2 separate regions of the Homo sapiens genome follow, and region 2 is linked to region 1. Evidence: chromatin loops called from intact Hi-C (ENCODE). Cell type or tissue: ascending aorta. All regions are shown on one strand. Links, peaks and the distances in the headings refer to the core of each region. The heading gives the core; the rest is flanking DNA.

Region 1 (2,916 bases), core at 145-2,644:
ATAAAATTAGCTGGGTGCGGTGGTGAACCTGTAGTCCCAGCTACTCAGGAGGCTGAGGAGAGAGAACTACTCGAGCGCAGGAGGTTGAGGCTGCAGTGAGCTGTGGTTGCACCACTGCACTCCAGCCTGGGTGACAAAGTGAGACCCTGTTTAAAAAAAAAACTTTAGCCTGTGAAAAGATATCTATATATGTATCCAAGGGAAAACAACAAAACAAAACATCAGGTTGAATGGTGGAGATTGTACGCTAATTATCCAAGTACACAATTCTCAAAGTTCCAATAAGATTGTCTGAATTCCAGTCAAGGTCCTCCAAAACTTCTAACCAGAGGTGTTTGGGGACAATACGGCAGAAGAAAGGGGATGGTGTGGTCATAGCGTGGAAGTGAAGTGCTCCTGCAGAGACGTTCATTATTTCCACTGAGGTTGTATGTTCATTGGAATGGCTAGAGGAGGTTCGTTGATGGAAATTATGGGAGAATCAACTTTTTCTTCCTTGTACAAGACCTCTTCCAGGTACAACTCTCAGTCTACATCAATGACCATATACTAGTTGAAGGGACTAAGCAGTGATGAAGATAATAGCCACATTCCAATGCAGAGAAAACAGACATTCACTTCTAGAAACATCTAACTCTTCGCAATGTCTCTCAAAAAGAAAACGCCATGGAACATAGTTGAGTACTCTTGGCCCTTATCCCTGAACCTATGGTGAGGGATTCTAATTCAAAAGTGATTTGCATCCCTATGGTGGATACCTTATGGATGACGTTTAACTGAGCCTAAACCAGAGGAAAAGTACTCAGTAAAAGAAACTTTATCACCCTCACGAAAGGCCAACAGCTGGAAGATATTTTGTACCTATTCTAATTAAGGTAGATGCTTTGCTTTTCTTCTGGAATTCCTGCAGGAATGACCACGGGGAGAATGATGTCAGTAGATCATCATCTCCAGGCCAAGAGTTGTTCCTTCCAAAAACAAGACCCCAGAACTCCATCTAGAAGGGATCAGCCAAGACTTGGGCACCTTCGCCTGCAGGCCACAGTTCAGTTGTGTTAGAGGAGAGGTAAGCTGTGATGATTTTGAAAGCCGAGATCTGACGTGGCCTTAAATTCATGTGATAACAAGTTTCCAGTCCTGGATTTGGAAGATCTCCAAGGAAACTTCTTTCCAGAGCATCAAACGAAGCCAAGAGAGATTACGACATCTGGGACCAGCACTGAACATTTGAAGGTGATGATTGTTTAGGCAAGTGATTTACTGGTGACCTGCAGGGAAAACAAAGTCAAGCAGAGAAGGGGACTGACGTGGCAGGCAGAAGCAGCCAGTGAAAGCTGGTGGTATGAATCATCAGTGGCCCCGAGCCAAAATAAGTACCTAAGAGTGAAGTAGAAGAGATTGGTGGAGGGGACAGGAGACCTGTGTTCTGGTCCCAACTTGGCCACTTATTTTCTGTGACCTTATATGAGAGGCTTTGCTGTTGAACTTTTTTTGTCTCCCTCTATAGCATAGAAGAGGAAGATTAGGTCTCAACATTCAAATCTCAAAAGCCTTCAGGGACCAGGCTGGAAACATCTATCATGAAGGAGATTGGGTGAGACAATAAAGAGGCAGGGAATGTGGGTGATTGCGGCTAACCAAAAGAGTATCCACTGCTGGGTATGGTAGGTCGCACCTGTAGTCCCAGTTACTTGGGAGACTGAGGTGGGAGGCTTGCTTGAGGCCAGCAGTTCAAGACCAGCCTGGACAACATAGCAAGACCTTGTCTTTAAAAAAGTAAAAAAAATATATATATATTAGCAGGATGTGGTCTCATGTGCCTCGAGTCCCAGCTACTTGGGAGGCTGAAGTCTGGGGGATCGCTTGAGCCCAGGAGTTTGAGGCTGCAGTGAGCTATGATTGTGCCACTGCATTCCAGCCAGGGTGACAGAGCAAGACCCTGTCTCCAGGAAAAAGTAAAAATGTAAAAAAGAGTGTCCACTCCTGGCTAAAATCTTTCAGGTGCATTATTGCTAAAGTGCTGCATGATGAATGTGCCTCTGTTCTGACTTGGCCTGCAGACTGTTATCTTATTCATCCATGGGAACCGAATGATGCCCAGGGCCACATATGGCCCTAAGCTTTTGGGTATCTGTGATCCTAAAATGGGTCCATTTCACTCTTAAATACTAAGGACATGGGGCTGTAGCTTGTTTGGATGAAGAGCATGGGCTCTGCAGTAATGTGGGGTTGAGTCTTCTGCTCTGTCACTAACTAGGGGCCCATGTTCCACTGTTTGTGCTTCCAAAATTCAACAACTTTGAAAACCAAAAGATTTTCTGTAGGTTTACAGTCATTTGGTGGCAAAACTGACCTGAATTATTTAGAAAGATCATTTATACCAGAGGTTGACAATTTTTTTTTCCCGTAAAGGGCCAGATAGTATTTTTGGCACTCAGCTCTACCCTTGCAGCAGGGAAGCAGCCATAAGAAGTGGGCATGGCTGTGTTCCCATAAAACCTGATCTACATAAACAGGTGGGATTTGGCCCACAGGGTGTAGTTTGCTGACTTCTGAAGTATACTATTTAGCACAAACAATTCAGACATTTTGCTATAGAAATATTAATGATTCTGATTATTGGGTGCTGTCCCAGATACCTCTGGGGTTATGGTAGACAGACTAATGGTCCCCAAAGATGTTTGGGTCCTAATCCCTAAAACCTGTGGATGTGTTACCTTACATGGCAATGGGAACTTTGCAGATGTGATTAAATGGAGGACCTTGAAGATGCAGAGGTGATCCTACTTTCTCTGGGTGATCACACCTTCCCCAGTGTAATCACATAGGTCCTTCTAGGAGGGGATGCAGAGTCAGAAACACACAAAGTTCAGATGCACAGGAGACGCTATGACAGTGGCAGAGGTTAGAGAAATG
Region 2 (2,916 bases), core at 192-2,691, 110 kb after region 1:
GTGGCTCTCTTCTTCAGTGCCCCACTGCTCAAACCCCTAGGGGGAGCATGCAGATGGGCAGGTCGTGGGGAGCGTTTTTGGGCTTTAACCCAACAGCAGCGTCTAGGGTTGTTTACAGCTCCCAAAGCCCCAATGGGTGGGTGTTAAAGTGCGCTCTTTCAGCTTTGCCCTCTGCAGGTGGCTCGTGTTAATCAGCTCAATTAGACCCTCTGCCTTATCACAAGGACAGAGGGCTTTCTGTATCCCAGGTCTTGCTCTAGTGTACCAGAAAAATCAGATCACATGTGGGCTTGGGGATGGGTGCAAGGTTTTATTGAGTGGTGGAAGTAGCTCTCAGCAGATGGATGGGGAGCCAGAAAGGGGATGGAGTGGGAAGGTGGTCTTCTCCTGGAGTTGGACCTCCCAGCAGTTAGACTTTCCTCCGACCACCCCCTGCTGAATTCCATGTCCTCCCGCCATCAATGGCCTGCCAGCATCTGCTGGTGTCTGTTAGTATGCTCTTCCGCTCCTCTGTTCCTCTCGACATCCAGTCACTTGTGTGTGTGTCCACTTAAGGTCTCTTGGGTTTATATGGGCACAGGATGGGGGGCGTGGCAGGCCATAGTGGTCTTGGAAAATGCAACATTTGGGCACCACAACAGGAGTGCTTGTCCTCATTATGTCCATGGGCACAGGCCTTTGGGTGGAGCCTTCACCAGCACCCTACCCTTCTCTACCCAGCACTTTCCTGCCCCCTCCTGTATCATTAGGATCACCTCCCACGTGAACTACTTGTACCCAAGCCCTTGCTGCAGGGTCTGTGGTTCATGCAGAGGCCACTCTTTAGAGAAGGGCCTTGTGGGGATATGGACAGCTGCAGCCTCAACTGTCAGCTCCTTCAGAGGCAGCCTCAGCTGCAGAGGTCCTGACCTGAGGTCCTGCTTCACCCAGGCAGCTCACACCTAGTCACTGTGTAAGGCAGGGTGTAAAGGCCAGGCCATTTCAGCCCAGCAAGGGGACAGTGACAGGCGATGCCCACTCCCTGCTCCCTGCCCCTGCTGGTTGGCTGAGCCTGGGGCTTTGTCAGGCCTGTGCTACAGTCTGACTTCTCCCTTTTCCTGATCCTCTTTCCTTCCCCTTCCCTTCAGAAGACTTGATCCCTAATAAACATCTTGCACCCCAAACTCCATCTCAGAGTCTGCATTTGGGGAACCCTGCCCACAAGATTCCCCAAAGCAAACCTGCAACTCAGATCTTACCTCACAATGTAGGTGAGCAAGAGAGGAGAGCAGAAGCCAATGCAACTCCTTAGCTGGTGAAATGCAACCAGAGAAAGAGAGAGAGACAGCCCAATTCCTAGGTAAAAAGAAGGGAAGAAATGGGATTGAGGAGAGAGAAAGAGATGACTGGGCCTCTTCCCACAGAACAACATTCTGGGACCATAACTCTCTGACCACAGGAAAGAGAGAAGCAGGAGAGAGAAAACCATCGATTTGCCTGGGCTTTTGAATGCAATGACCCTGCTACCTGAGGAATGGTGGCCCATGGAAATTCTTCCCTCACAGGTCCCCAGTTCCTCTGCCTTCCTCCCTTTGTCCAGGGAATGGTGCTCCTTCAGCCTGTAAGCAGCAGTTCTGCCAAACCTCATTAACCGGGTCCAGGGAATGAAATTCCACTCTGGCCTCTGCAGTGCAACACTCAGCCAAATTCCCTCCAGAAGCAACTGCATGGCCAACAGAGGAACCTGACTCACTGGAATTTGCTTTCTCAACAATCGTTGCGTTATGAAGAGAATGCCAGGCTTAGCGGGGTAGCTGTGGGAGAGACAGAACTAGAGGGTGTCTGCCCTTGAGGGGCTCTAGAACCTAGCTGCAAACTGACATGGACCCAAAAAACTACAGAGCAAAGCAACAGATGAAAAGTGACACGTAAATAGTTTTTGAAAAAGAAATGCCTATGGGAAACATCTTCAGCTGAAGTAGTCAAGAAGCTTTCAGAAGGAGGAGGTATTTGAGCCAATCAAATATCAGCCCTCTAAGCCAGCGCTGTCCAATGGACACATTATGTGAACTATAATGTAAGCCACATATGTAACTTCAAATTTTTTACTAGCCACACCAAAAAGGGTAAAAAGAAACAGGTGAAATTAGTTTTAATCCTACATTTTACCTGACCCCTGCATAATTCAAAATAGTATTAATGCAATAATTTTAAAAAAGAATTAATTTGATATTTTATGATGTTTTTTATGCTAAGTCTTTGAAATCCGGTGTGTATTTTACACTTATAGCACATCTTAGTTTAGACCAGCCATATTTCAAATGCTTAATAGTCACGTGTGGTTACTGACTACCATACTGCTCAGTGAAACTCTATGTTCTTGTTAGTGAAAGTGTGCTCATGGATAGGGAGTCTCAGTTTATTAGAAATGCAGAACTTCAAGCCCTGGCCCAGACCTCCTGAATCACAATCTGCACTTTAACAAAAAATCCCTGTCAATCTGTTCGAGCTGCTGGAACAAAGTACCTTACACTGGGTAATGTATTAACAACAGAAATTTGTTGCTCACAGTTCTAGAAGCTGAGATGTCCAACATCAAGGCACCAGCGATTCAGTGTCTGATGAGGACCTGGTCTCTGCTTCATAGATGATACTTTGTTGCTGCACCCTCACATGGTGGAAGGGCACAGAGCACACTTGAGCCTTTGTTTTTTTTTTTTTTTTTTTGAGACAGAGTCTTGCTCTGTCACACAGGCTGGAGTGCAGTGGTGCAATCTCAGCTAACTGCAACCTCCACCTCCTGGGTTTAAGCAATCCCTGTGCCTCAGCCTCCTGAATAGCTGGGATTGCAGGCACCTACCACCGTGTCCGGCTAATTTTCGTATTTTTAATAGAGACGGGGTTTCATCACGTTGGCCAGGCTGGTCTCGAACTCCT

What was found. Peaks named below come from ENCODE experiments on the same cell type or tissue, not always from the same donor. Only the 100,000 strongest peaks of a DNase experiment are listed, where the experiment ranks them.
Region 2: it touches region 1 in a loop (1.9-fold over the local background); 4 of 110 quality-filtered maps call a loop at or near these places.

What each region holds. Positions count from the first base shown.
Region 1 is chr3:72,122,955-72,125,870 of GRCh38, forward strand. No RefSeq gene overlaps it. Among named protein-coding and RNA genes, the nearest start is that of LINC00877, 24 kb to the left of the region's middle. In ascending aorta, for the core only: no CTCF peak of the experiment used is centred there; a DNase peak (open chromatin) is centred at 1,317; H3K27ac peaks cover 951 bases.
Region 2 is chr3:72,232,910-72,235,825 of GRCh38, forward strand. No RefSeq gene overlaps it. Among named protein-coding and RNA genes, the nearest start is that of LINC00870, 83 kb to the left of the region's middle. In ascending aorta, for the core only: no CTCF peak of the experiment used is centred there; a DNase peak (open chromatin) is centred at 1,712.